Regions from separate parts of the Homo sapiens genome. Here region 1 is linked to region 2. Evidence: chromatin contacts called from ENCODE Hi-C or POLR2A ChIA-PET data. All regions are on one chromosome and are shown on one strand. Each heading gives the region's core, a stretch centred on a gene start or an enhancer-like site at or near the end of the contact. The rest is flanking DNA. Distances are from core to core; before and after follow the strand shown. Region 1 holds the start of GEMIN4 (gem nuclear organelle associated protein 4). Region 2 holds the start of VPS53 (VPS53 subunit of GARP complex).

Region 1 (7,014 bases), core at 2,530-5,029, 37 kb after region 2:
AAAGCTGGGCTGCTGAGGCGAGACCCTCCAGCAAAGGCTGGGCCAGCAGAGGATGTGGGGAGAGGGGTTTAGAAATAGGAGGACAGTACAAACTACAGGGGCCACTGAGCATGTACCACAGGACATGACAGCTGAGCTTCTCATGACAGATGAAGGGAGCATAGCCACAGGGTAATGGGCACAGAGCAATCACACAGCCACAGGGTAACAGGCACAGCAGCAATCACACGGCCACAGGATAATGGGCACAGAGCAATCACACAGCCACAGGGTAATGGGCACAGAGCAATCACACAGCCACAGGGTAATGGGCACAGCAGCAATCACACAGCCACAGGATAATGGGCACAGCAGCAATCACACAGCCACAGGGTAATGGGCACAGAAGCAATCACACGGCTACAGGATAATGGGCACAGAGCAATCACACAGCCACAGGATAATGGGCACAGAGCAATCACACGGCCACAGGATAATGGGCACAGAGCAATCACACGGCCACAGGGTAATGGGCACAGCAGCAATCACACGGCCACAGGGTAATGGGCACAGAGCAATCACACGGCCACAGGATAATGGGCACAGAGCAATCACACGGCCACAGGATAATGGGCACAGAGCAATCACACGGCCACAGGATAATGGGCACAGAGCAATCACACGGCCACAGGGTAATGGGCACAGAGCAATCACACGGCCACAGGGTAATGGGCACAGAGCAATCACACGGCCACAGGATAATGGGCACAGAGCAATCACACGGCCACAGGGTAATGGGCACAGCAGCAATCACACGGCCACAGGGTAATGGGCACAGCAGCAGTCACACGGCCACAGGGTAATGGGCACAGAGCAATCACACGGCCACAGGGTAATGGGCACAGCAGCAATCACACGGCCACAGGATAATGGGCACAGCAGCAATCACACAGCCACAGGGTAATGGGCACAGAAGCAATCACACGGCTACAGGATAATGGGCACAGAGCAATCACACAGCCACAGGATAATGGGCACAGAGCAATCACACAGCCACAGGATAATGGGCACAGCAGCAATCACACAGCCACAAGGTAATGGGCACAGCAGCAATCACACGGCTACAGGGTAATGGGCACAGAGCGATCACACGGCCACAGGATAATGGGCACAGAGCAATCACACAGCCACAGGGTAATGGGCACAGCAGCAATCACGCAGCCACAGGGTAACGGGCACAGCAGCAGTCACACAGCCACAGGGTAATGGGCACAGAGCAATCACATAGCCACAGAGCAATGGGCACAGAAGGAATCAGACAAGCCCTGCCTTCACTCTTTATAAACTTGCCTTGGGAACAGGCTTCAAACATTCTTCTAGCTTTCAGGGAAACGGTCCACCCCACAGCTCCTTCCAGTCAAAAACAAGGTACTCATGGCCCTAGCTCTGTGGGAGAAACCAGGGAGTAGATACAGAAAATACTGTGCTAGATTAAGCCTTCCTTCAGGGAACTAACGATTGACACAGACTTACCATGGAAAACATCTTGGGATGTTTAATCAGACATGGGTTTAAATCCTAGTTCAGCCATTTAAAAATGATGTGATTCTGGCCAGGTTCAGTGGCTAGCACTTGTAATCCCAGCTACTTGGGGGGCTGAGGCAGGTGGATCCCTGAGGCCAGGAGTTCAAGACTAGCTGGGGTAACACAGTGAGACTCCCCCTCCATCTCCGAAAAAAAAAAAGGGATGTGATCTTGGTCAGATTGCTTCTCCAAGCCTTCCTTCTGCATATGTGGGGATAATACAGACTTCATGTTATGCCTTTGGGGATCATGTGATATATACCAGTCAAGCCCTTGCTAGTGGGTTGGCACTGCTATCTCCTGACCCCATCTCCCCGGGACGCTATGATGGATAAATGAGATAGAGCTACAGTAAGAATCCAGTTACAGAGTCTAATTAGGTGCTCAGTAAATGTTGGTTTCCCCAAACCTTTTCATGGTTGGCAAGACCAGAATCTTGTCACTATTCTTTGCCTCCCCCAGCTCAGAAACATCAAAGGATGTAGGTCTTTATCAGGTATGTTTCCTTTGGCCCAGAAACTAAAACGAGGGTGCAAACACTGCTCCCTATTCCTCATTCCTGAGTCATCTCCCCTTTCCCAGGAGTGAGAGATGCTACTCCTTCCTCAGTCTGTCATGCCCCCAAGAGCTCATATTCCCCATTTTCACAGGCCAGACACCAGCAGAGAAAACACTGACTCCAGGAGACTAAGGACCATCTTACCCCTCCCACCATTTATGGGAGCGGCAGCAGGCCAAGGGCTCAGCACTATGTAACCCACTTGTGGAGGCAATCCATCTCATCTCACAGTGGCTGAGACCGACTCCCAGGGAGGGTTACGCTGCGAAGGGGACCTCCCTGGGGGTTACCGCCCTTCTTTCTGGCTCAGGAGGCTCTCCCAGGGTCCCAAAATATAGTCCCTCCTGACGCTGTAAATTTAATTTTATTGCATTATTGGCTTAGTTGAGCAGATGTTTGGCCCTAAACACCTGCCTTCCAGGCGCATTAAGTACGCACAGTTTGAAGTAGTAAGTCCCAGGGCGGTTACTAGCTGGAAAATACTCCGGTACTCTATCATGGATGGTTAACTAGTGCTTGCCACAGCCCGCTTCTTAGGTTTATTAAGCACCTACTCCATGCCAGACACTGTGCTAGGTGGTACACAGGTAAGATCTCTTCTATTCACAATCACCTTTTGAGGACTAGTATTCCTGCTCTAGAGATAAGGACACTGAGGCGCAGAAACGATTTGCTGAGGGTGTCCCAGCCTGAATGTGGTGGGGCTGGGAAGCAATTACGGCTGAGGGGCTCCAAGCCCTTAGAGCTCTGCCATTCCGCTCCTGAAAAGCTGTCTGGGGGCGGGGACCAGACCATTTCCCCCCAGCCTACTACTGCTGACACATCTCGGGGTGCCTCACCCCCAGCTCTCCCAGAACAGCCTCCTGGTCTTAGCAGCGTGTGCCAAGATTTAGCAGGGAGCATCTAGTTCCTATGGGCTCCCTCCCAGACCTTGCCTGTAAGATTCTGAATCCGGACGCACGCAGGTTCACAAAGTGATACCTCAGGAGCGCAGCCGCCCCCACCGCGGGTGTGACCCGCGCAACCCCACAAGGGACACTGTACCTCGGCGATCTCAATGCAAAGTCGCCCAAAACTCAGTGGGGAGACACACTTCCATTCTCCCCGCTCTGTCGATGAGGAAACGTCATGAGCGTAAGACACTTGGAGCGTTAAGACACTTGCTCAAGAACGCAGCTGCCGTTCAGGAAATGAGGCCGTCGGGGCGCCCAGGGGTGCTCGGAGGGAGCCCGTTTCCCAAAGCACGTGCGCGAGCCCCGGGCGCTTCCAAGGGCTCTAACTTCACGTCTGCTCCGTGTTTTCAAGCGCAGGGGGCCGGAGGCGGCAAGACGCGGCCCAACGCGCGGCGGGACCCGGACCACCCCCCGCCAAGGCCACCCCGGGACCCCTAGACCCGCCCCGACGCGGGGGACGTTTCGGTCCGGGCCCGCGCGAGCGTGCGCGACAGGAGGAGACGCGACGGGGCAGCACCGCTCTGGTGGCGCATTGCTGGACGCAGCCCGGGGCCGGGGAGCCGCGGCACCCACCTAGGTCCATGGCGGCGACGCCGGCGGCTGCGCGGGGCTAACGCCCCCTCCCCTCCGAGAACTCGAACGCGGCGCGGGACGCACGGCACGATGGGAGACGCAGGAGCCACGGCGGCCGCGCTTAGGCCTGCTCACAACCTCCGCCCGGCCCCGCCCACAGCCTCCGCCGCGCACGCGCAGTCCTCACGAACGAGCGCGCCAAGCGCACAGCGCCGCCTTCCGGCAGAGCCCTCCCACCAGCCCTCAGGTACCCGGACGTCGCTCACTAGACCCCTCCGCACCGTCCCCTGCCCGGCCCCTCTTCCGGGGTCCCAGCGGGTCGGGCTCATGATTCCCCGGCCCCGCATTCACCCTCACCCGGTAACCCCGGGCGTGCCCCGCACACAGTTCACCCCCACCGAGCGCCTCCCCCGGGACGCCCACCACCCAGCGCGGCCGCACCACGCGAGGCTTCCACTCCCACCCGCCCAGCTCGCGCCACATACAGTCCCTCAACGCGCTCCTGCCGCGCCGCCCCCTCCAGACAGCAGCGTTCCGGATCCTAGACGCTTTTTGACGGCTGGTCCTCCCCAGAAAATGCGCCGTGTGAGCCCAAACATGGTGGGGTTTACGCTGGACCCCGAGCTTGCAATCTGTGCTTGACAAAACACAAACATCGCGTGCCTGTCTCCTCCCCCTGAGATCGAGTAGTAACAGCCACTCCAACTCTCCACCTCCAGCTTCTAGCACCAGGGACCGCCTCCACCACCCCATGTGCCAAGTGGAGTTCGAGCTGCGCGGCCCTCAAGCAGCTGAAGGGTCCCGTGAGCGATCAGGAGAAGCTGCTGGTCTACGGCTTGTACAAACAGGCCACCCAGGGCGACTGCGACATCCCCGGCCCTCCGGCCTCAGACGTGAGAGCCAGGGCCAAGTGGGAGGCTTGGAGCGCGAAAAAAGGGGCGTCCAAGATGGACGCCATGAGGGGCTACGCGGCCAAAGTGGAGGAGCTGACGAAGAAGGAAGTGGGGGGCGTGGAGCGCGAACAAAGGGGCGTGCAAGATGGACGCCATGAGGGGCTACGCGGCCAAAGTGGAGGAGCTGACGAAGAAGGAAGTGGGGGGCGTGGAGCGCGAACAAAGGGGCGTCCAAGATGGACGCCATGAGGGGCTACGCGGCCAAAGTGGAGGAGCTGACGAAGAAGGAAGTGGGGGGCGTGGAGCGCGAACAAAGGGGCGTCCAAGATGGACGCCATGAGGGGCTACGCGGCCAAAGTGGAGGAGCTGACGAAGAAGGAAGTGGGGGGCGTGGAGCGCGAACAAAGGGGCGTCCAAGATGGACGCCATGAGGGGCTACGCGGCCAGAGTGAGGAGATGAGGAAGAAGGAGGCTGGCTGAGGGCTCCTCGGGAATGGAAAGGGCTTCTTAGACCTTGATGGCTGAAATGTCCTGAAACTGTCGCAAGCTTAGCCGAGACATCAATAAATCACTTAAACTGCATGAGAGTGACTGCTGTTGGAAAGGAGAAACTCGGTGACTGAGTGCTGGGGAGGCGTCCAAATACACAGACTAACTTTTTGTATGGTTTTGGGTGGAGTTCCCAGCTCTCCTATTACAAGAGCGTATGTAGGTATTTGGAAGGACGAGGGGGACAGTGTGCTGTGGAAATGCCCAAGATCTGAGGGCAGGAGACCATTCTCCAGTGACAGCCTCTTGGGAGGTTGAGGCCCCAGCCCCTTATCTCTTCAAGGCTGATTTACTAATACCCCAGCACCACAGAGGGGAGAGGGACTCTGTCCTCCTAAACACTAAAGTCAAGTCCAAAAGCCCCCACTGGAACACAGGGCCTACCCGGTTCATGTTTTGAGGGAGACCAAGCTTTCCGTGATGATAATGTGATGAAACAATTGATGCGCCAGAACACAGCAGTTTAGAAACAATGGAGCAGATGGTGTCAAAATCCCAGCCCCAGAAAGGCTCACCTAAGGCCGGGCAACCAAAATGTTCCCGGGACTATTCTGTACTTAACCCTGGTTTCTGCTTAGGGGACGGTGGGACAATATGCATATGGATGTCTATGTGGGATTTGTTGCAAGAGCACAACACACCCCTTGACCTATGCAAGTGCCAGAGTGTCTGAGCCCAGCTTCTACTCCTGTTAATGATCACAGGAGCCTCATACACAACCATTGTGCATGGCGGCTGGAGTATGGAGTAGTAAATGGTATCCAGAAAGGCAGGTCTACGGTGGCATATGGGATTTCCTGGTACTTCTTCTTTAATAGAAACTATCTTCACAGATCATGACATCAGGTCAGCTGCAGTTCTCACTGGGACCAATAAACAATAGAAGCAACAACCATAAAGACTTAAGAGGACAAAGGAAACCAAACCTCACTGTGTGTCTTCAAGATCTGTTCACATAGTTGCAGGAAGTTGCTGTAGACAAAGTACATTACTAAAGAATGAAGCCCACCCAGGACATCACAGCAACGAAAGAACTATTTCTGGTAACTGTGGACCAGGTGAGAGCCACACTGTAGAACAGCAGTGCTGCCCTCTCTTCTTTGGCGAATGTTATGAAGACATTCTGATGCACTTAGGATCATGATTCATGTTAAATGTAAATTAATTGTAAAAATAATACATCTTGCTCCAAAATGTGGTGACAATTTAGAAGCTGTCCACATAGCCAGACCACTCTGTAAATCACAGAACCTAGAAAGTAAAAATGTGCCATAATTAGGACAGCAGAAAGTAACAGTAAAATAAAGTTTTAAAAAAAAAAACAGAAAATAAGGATTTATCTATTTGTATTTGCTTAAGAAGAGGTTACCTATAGGATGCAGGGGGAATGGGATTGATGGGCATGGGGTATACTGTGAAAGGAAAATAAAATCTTGGGACCAAATTCACTAAGCGAAAAGGAAAAGTTAAGCTTGGAAATTGAGTCATGGAATATGCAAAAAACTTCCTTTTGTTCCTAAACAGATAAGCTACAAGACAGAAGGCCACATATCTCCCCAGGTGGTCTCCCTCACCTGACAATATAAATTAACAGCTTATCTTCATAGGTAAGGGACAAAGACAACACCAGAAACCATCCCTCACCAGCCGAGACAAAACATAGATGTACTGAGCTGAATGCATAACTGTTCCTCTGCCTGCTGCTTTCACTGTAACATATAGATTTGGTGAGCAGTAAATGTAGATTTACTGAGCTGAATGCATAACTGTTCCTCTGCCCGCTCCTTTCACTGTAACATGTAGATTTGGTGAGCGCTAAATGTAGATTTACTGAGCTGAATGCATAACTGACTGTTCGTCTGCCCGCTCCTTTCACTGTAACATGTAGATTTGGTGAGCACTAAATGTAGATTTACTGAGCTGA
Region 2 (6,635 bases), core at 4,136-6,635:
CAAGCTCGGCAGACAGGCTACCTCCTCTCTGAAGTTGTGATTTTCCTTGGAAGAACTGGTCTTTGTTTCCTTACCGCACTGTCCCACTGTCACTGACGGCATTCGCCAGGGTCTCCCACCACTTGATCCTGCACACCTCAAGGGCATGGACTGGACCTTATCATCTCTGCACCCTCAGCACCTAGCACAGTGACTGACAACACATGACAGGCACCTACTGAACAACTGCTGACTGAAAAAATGGAAACGAAGCGGGACTCTCACTGCCCTTCTCCCAACTCTGCTACTTCCAGTTCTGGTCTACTTCTCACCCAAACACCCAAAAACCAATTTTGTAAGAAAATCCATCTCCACAGGAAAATCACCGGACAAAAAATAATAAAACGTGAAGTCTAAAAATCTGTATCTTGAGGCCGGGCGCAGTGGCTCACGCCTGTAATCCCAGCACTTTAGGGGGCCAAGGCAGGTGGATCACGAGGTCAGGAGTTTGAGACCAGCCTGGCCAACATGCTGAAACCCCGTCTCTACTAAAATCACAAAAATTAGCCAGGCGTGATGGTGGGTACCTATAGTGCCAGCTACTCAGGAGGCTGAGGCAGAAGAATCGCCTGAACCCAGGAGGCAGACGTTGCAGTGAGCCGAGACCGCGCCATTGCACTCCAGCCTGAACGACAACAGCAAAACTCCGTCTCAAAAAAACTAATAAATAGAAATAAAAATTTACATCTTGAAATAGAGGTGAAAGTGGCTTTATGATTCTGGGCTTATCCTGCCTGCCTCACCCCCACTTGTCCCTACTACATTATAAAAATCCTTTCCACTTTCAATTTACAGCAGAAAATTTGGGAGGACTCTCACAACCTAAGAGTACAATTATTAATAATATGTTCACTATACAATGAATTCCATTCCAACACAGTGTAGCTCACTGCCCCAGCTGGTGATGATGGAGTTTGATTTGAATTTAACTCTCCCTTGTGTATCAAGGGCCCGTAGATGATCTAGTGTAACACACGAAGCATAACACCCAAGATGTGCCAAAAGCTGCTGAAAGGAAGGAAACCTGAAACTCTACTTACTTGCTCGGTTGGGAACAGGGTATTGATATACTCAACAGCATTGAAATCTGCTCGATCTAGAGGGTCCTGGCTTGGAAACACCTATATAGAAAGAGAGGAGTATATATAAAAACATGTAGTATACCGTAAATATATATAATTTTAATTTGTCAATTAAAAGGAAAGGGCCGGGCACGGTGGCTCATGCCTGTAATCACAGCACTTTGGGAGGCCAAAGCAGATGGATCACCTGAGGTCAGGTCTCTACTAAAAATAAAAACTTGGCTGGGTGTGGTGTTGGCGCACACCTGTAATCCCAACTACTCAGGAGGCTGAGGCAGGAGAATTGCTTGAACCCGGGAGGCGGAGGTTACAGTGAGCCGAGATCACACCACTACACTCCAGTCTGGGCGAAAGAGCAAGACTCTGTCTCAAAATTAAATTAATTAATTAATTAATTAAAATAAGGCTGCGCGGATCGCTTGAGCTCAGGAGTTGGAGACTGGCCTGGGCAACATGGTGAAACCACATCTCTACAAAAAAAAATTAGCTGGGTGCCATGGCACATGCCTGTCATAGTCCCAGCTACGTGGGAGGCTGAGATGGGAGGATCACCAGAGCCCAGGAGGTTGAGGTTGCAGTGAGCCGAGATTCTATCACTGAACTCCAGCCTGGGCGACAGAGTGAGATCCTCTCTCAAAAACAGTCCACCTCTAAGACATACAGCTAACTCCCTAACAACCTGAAGAACACGCAACAAGGTGGATGATACAAGCAGCCAAATTATCCACTGGACACTGGGTCTCACCCAGCTTGATAGAGTTACAACTGTGGGAAGCAACTTCATCTCTGAAGAAGCCTTCCAAAGAAATATAGAGTCAAAAAATCAAAATATCTTCAAGACAACTGTTAGAAAAGCTGAAGCCTTCTACCACATCAAGAGGAGGTGGATGAGAAGAAAGTGAAGATGTTTTCTTTTTAAAATGTTCAGCATTGCTGTTTCCATAATGCACATATACACAGGTTATTTACACAGTCTCAATGATACGTGCTCACCAGAGGGAAAGTATAACCCACAGAGAGCAGGATACAAGAGATACAAACTATTTCCTCAAGTTGCTCTCAGTTTCTGTATTCCTCTCACGACTCCTAGGTTTTAGTGCTGTCCTAGGTTTTAAATTGTTTTCATGTAACAAGGCTCCTAACAAAAGCCAGCTGAAAAAAGAATGACTGGTTCCAATGATGGAGGAAAAAAACTAACAGCCCTAGACTTATCAGAGATGCATACGTGGTACTTCATGGGCAATTTTTTTTTTTTTTTTTGACACGGAGTCTCGCGCTGTCACCCAGGCTGGAGTGCAGTAGCGCGATCTTGGTTCACTACAAGCTCCACCTCCCAGGTTCATGCCATTCTCCTGTCTCAGCCTCTTGAGAAGGTGGGACTACAGGCGCTCGCCACCATACCCGGCTTATTTTTTGTGTTTTTAGTAGAGAAGGGGTTTCACCGTGTTGGCCAGGATGGTCTCAATCTCCTGAACTTGTGATCCACCCGCCTCGGCCTCCCAAAGTGCTGGGATTACAGGCGTGAGCCTCCACACCCGGCCTTCATGGGCAATTTAAAGAACTTCAGGGCAGAGTGATTTTCATGTCTAGAGTGACTTTCGCCTTTTTTTTTTTTTTTTTTTTCGAGATGGAGTCTCACTCTGTCGCTCAGGCTGGAAGGCAGTGGCACCATCTCAGCTCACTGCAACCTCTGCCTCCCGGGTTCAAGCAGTTCTTTGCCTCAACCTCCCGAGTAGCTGAGATTACGGGCACCTGCCACCATGCCCAGCTAAATTTTTGTATTTTTAGGAGAGACGGGGTTTCACCATGTTGGCCAGGCTGGTCTTGAACTCCTGACATCGTGATCCACCCGCCCTGGCCTCCCAAAGTGCTGGGATTACAGGTGTGAGCCACCGAGCCCAGCCAATTTTCACCTTATGCAATGACTCTGGGACTTCATCTTGGAGTAAAATGTGATTCCATTTTATCAACCCTTCCTGACTCCTCACACATCACTACTCTTTACAAGTATGCTACTACAGAATTTCATTCAGAGTGCTAAAGTAAGAAAAAATTCTGAATTCATCTTGACATAATGATGTCTGAATTCTGCTTGACATAAAGATGTCTGCTATACTATCACTCAAACTTATTCTTACAAAATAGGAAAAATGTCAGAATTCACCGCTATGTAATTCATCCATGTAATCAAAAACCACCTGTACCCCAAAAGCTGTTGAAACAAACAAAAGAAATAGCAAAAATGTGCTTTTCTGATACCTGTCAACCAAACAGTAACTGACTGCATTATTCTTTTCTTCCATGAGAGCCCACTAGTCCAAAGAGCAACAGAAATGTTATGTCTTTTTCTGGCAAAAGGAGGTAAGTGGTGGAGCCGTGTGGCCGGAACACTAAAAGCTTCCTGCCCAATGGTTTGGCGTTCTCAGGCTAGGACAAAGTTGGTTGTATAAGTAATCCAACCACTACTGGAAAAACACACATCGAAGCGTCAATGAATGCACCTGTAGTCCCAGCTACTCGGGAGGCTGAGGCAGGGTTATCACTTGAGCCCCAGGAGTTCGAGGCTGCAGTGAGCTACGATTATGCCACTGTACTCCAGCCTGGACAACAGAGCAAGACCCTATCTCAAAAAAAAAAAGTTTCCCAGGGGTCATTAAATAAGGCATAATGGAATTGTCCATTTCCTCAATCATAAATCCCTTTCTTAAATCATATAACTTCATGACAATTCCTTTAAGGGAGATTTTCTCCGTTTATCAGGAGCAATACCCTGCAGTATTAGAAATCACTATTTCTGACCGGGTGCAGTGGCTCACACCTGTAATCCCAGCACTTTGGGAGGCCGAGGCGGGCGGATAGCCTGAGGTCAGGAGTTCAAGACCAGCCTGGCCAACATGGTGAAACCCGGTCTCTACTAAAAATACAAAAATTAGCTAGGCATGGTAGCGGTTGCCTGTAGTCCCAGCTACTCAGGAGGCTGAGGCAGGAGAATCACTTGAACCTGGAAGCGGAGGTTGCAGTGAGCCGAGATGGCACCCCTACACTCCAACCTGGGCGAAAGAGCGAGACTCCGTCTCAGAAAACAAAAAAAAAGAAAAAAAGAAAAGAAAAAAATCACTATTTCTAATATCATTAGCCTTAAAAACTCAATAAACTTGCAAAGGCAAGAGTTCCTGCAGGCAGGGCCGCGCGTGGTGGCTCACGCCTGTAATCCCAGCACTTTGGGAGGCCAAGGCGGGCGGGTTACTTGAGCTCAGGAGTTCGAGACCATCCTGGCCAAAACGGTGAAACCCCCGTCTTTACCCCAAAAAAAAAAAAAAATTAGCCGGGTGTGGTGGCGTGCGCCTGTAATCACAGCTACTCAGGAGGCTGAGACAGGAGAATCGCTTGAACTCGGGAGGCGGAGGTCGCAGTGAGCCGAGATCGTGCCGTTGCACTCCAGCCCGGGCGACAGAGCGAGAATCCGTCTCAAAAAAAAAAAAAAAAAAAAGTTCCTGAAGGGAAAAGAGGCCCCTTGGGAGTATTCTCCAACCTCACCCAAACTATTCAACGGTAGGAATTCTCAACCTTTTAAGAATGGTAACGATGTCATTTTTCAACACTTTCTCTCTTCTCTGCCGTCCGCTTCAGAAATTAAAGTCATTCCCTTCCCCCAGTTCCAAGCCACTCACGAGGTGCCAGCTTGCAAAACCGGGGCGTTGGCACGAGTCTGGTAAATGCATGAAGCCCCCACAGTCCCCAGAATCTGAGGATGGCACCCAAGGCCTGCATTCTCCTAGCGTCGTCCTCTCTAAGCGCACAATTCCTTTCCCCAAAACCACCAGAACCCCCAGCCCTCGCCAAAGACAATCAAAGCCTAGAAAGGGTTCTCTTTCCTTTCCTTCTGATTCAGAAACCGCTTCTCACCCGCACCACCTCCCCACCTCCACTTTCCCTTCTGCCGCGAGCCCCCGGCCCTCCGTCCACCCGCCGCGGCCTCCCCAGCGCCCGGAGCTGCCGTCTCCCCTCCCGCACTCCCGTTTCCCCTCCTGAGGGGCGGAACGCTTACCTGCTCGATGGCCAGCTGCACCTCGGGCGTGAGCTGCAGCACGGCTTCCAGCTCCTCCACGAACTCCAGTTCCTCCTCCTCCATCATTCCGCCACCCGGCCCCCTGCCGACCCCCGCCGCGAGCCCAACTCAGGCCTCCAGCCGCCACCCAGGCCCCAGCACAGCAACTCCCTCGCGGCAGCGACCTGGTGAGCCCGGCTCCGTCAGCCGCTCTGTCAGCCGCTCCGGCACTTCCGGCAGGCCAGGGCACTTCCGGGACCGGGGAACTGTGGGATCACGGCGGACTGAGACTGGCGGCGTTCCTGTCACGTCAGGTGTCTCCCGGGCAACGCAGTATCCCGGCGGCCCCGCGTGGCCTCAGCGCGTCCTTAGGATGGGCGGGGCCTCTTCCCTCCCCAAGGCGCGCCCCGCACTGAGGACCCCGAGGTTGGGGTAGGGTCTGGCCTCCAGCAGGACGCCCGGATGAAAGTCAGCCCTGCGGCGTCGCCAACCGCAGCCCACAGCCTCCGCGGGCAGCGCAGCGGCGACCTCTCAGCTCCCGGGGCCCCCTCGGTCAGTGGCAGCGGGTGTCCCCGGCCACGGGGGCGACGTGATCCCAGCTGGCGAGTGGCGATGTCGCCAAGGACATTCGTAGGACGGGACAGTGCCCACTCGATAGAAATTCCCCGTGCGCCGGGCTCTGCGCAGAAGCTTTTCGAGGTGACTGCAGCCTCCTTATGGGGAGAAACGTCTTTTTTTTTTTTTTTTTTTTTTTTGAGACGGAGTCTTACTTGTTGCCCAGGCTGGAGTGCAACGGCGCGATCTCGGCTCACTGCAACCCCGCCTGCTGGGTTCAAGCGATTCTCCTGTCTCAGCCTCCCGAGTAGCTGGGATTACAGGCGCCCGCCACCACGCCCAGCTAATTTTTGTATTTTTAGTGGAGACGAGGTTTCACCATGTTGGCCAGGCTGGTCTCGAACTCTTGACCTCGTGATCCGCCCGCCTCGGCCTCCCAAAGTGCTGGGATGACAGGCGTGAGCTACTGCGCCCGGCCAGAAACGTTTTTTTAAAGCCAGATGACGCAGCGCCCTGGAGCTGGGGAGACGTTTACTGAGGTTGAATATCCGGGATCTAAGTCCTGAATAGTCCACCATTGATAAGTTGTGTGACTTGGAACAAATTACTACCCCGCGTCGATGTGGAGAGGATTAAACATTAACAGCGCGATGTAAATTCAAGCTGGTAATACAGGAAATAGTGAGGTGCCCAGCCCTTACCCCCACAAAGGAACAAATAAGCCAGATCACCGATCACCCTGTGAAACCACCTTTCCTGCAGACACTGAAAAGAAGGAGGGAATTGCAGCCCAAGGAGGACCCGCTCCACCAGGTGAACCGGGAAACTCCAGGAGGGAAACGCGTTGGCCCCACTGAACTTTTTTTTGTTGTTGTTATCAGAGTTGCTCAAAGTAAAAAATAGGAGCAGTA

What was found. A loop is a pair of places that touch in the nucleus more often than their neighbours do. ChIA-PET counts read pairs that join two places held with the same protein, here RNA polymerase II (POLR2A). Pooled maps may share reads with other maps.
Region 1: a map of CD8-positive, alpha-beta T cell shows a loop between it and region 2 (18-fold over the local background). The contact joins the promoter of GEMIN4 here to the promoter of VPS53 in region 2. A Hi-C loop is called at or near these places in 21 of 168 maps with a recorded cell type or tissue (B cell, CD14-positive monocyte, CD4-positive, alpha-beta T cell and 14 more), 36 of 37 single-sample maps with no recorded cell type and 34 of 50 pooled maps. POLR2A ChIA-PET finds 5 or more read pairs at or near these places in 25 of 52 experiments (A549, B cell, CD4-positive, alpha-beta T cell and 19 more).

What each region holds. Positions count from the first base shown.
Region 1 is chr17:748,485-755,498 of GRCh38, forward strand. It overlaps GEMIN4 (gem nuclear organelle associated protein 4), which reads right to left and starts at 3,780. Exons shown (of 2, transcript NM_015721.3): 1 at 3,649-3,780. The coding sequence starts at 3,658. It also overlaps the pseudogene DBIL5P. RefSeq lists an enhancer at 3,060-3,119 and silencers at 3,300-3,719, 3,900-4,159.
Region 2 is chr17:709,454-716,088 of GRCh38, forward strand. VPS53 (VPS53 subunit of GARP complex) reads right to left here and starts at 5,386. Exons shown (of 22, transcript NM_001128159.3): 1 at 5,170-5,386; 2 at 1,080-1,160. The coding sequence starts at 5,256. RefSeq lists an enhancer at 5,858-5,927.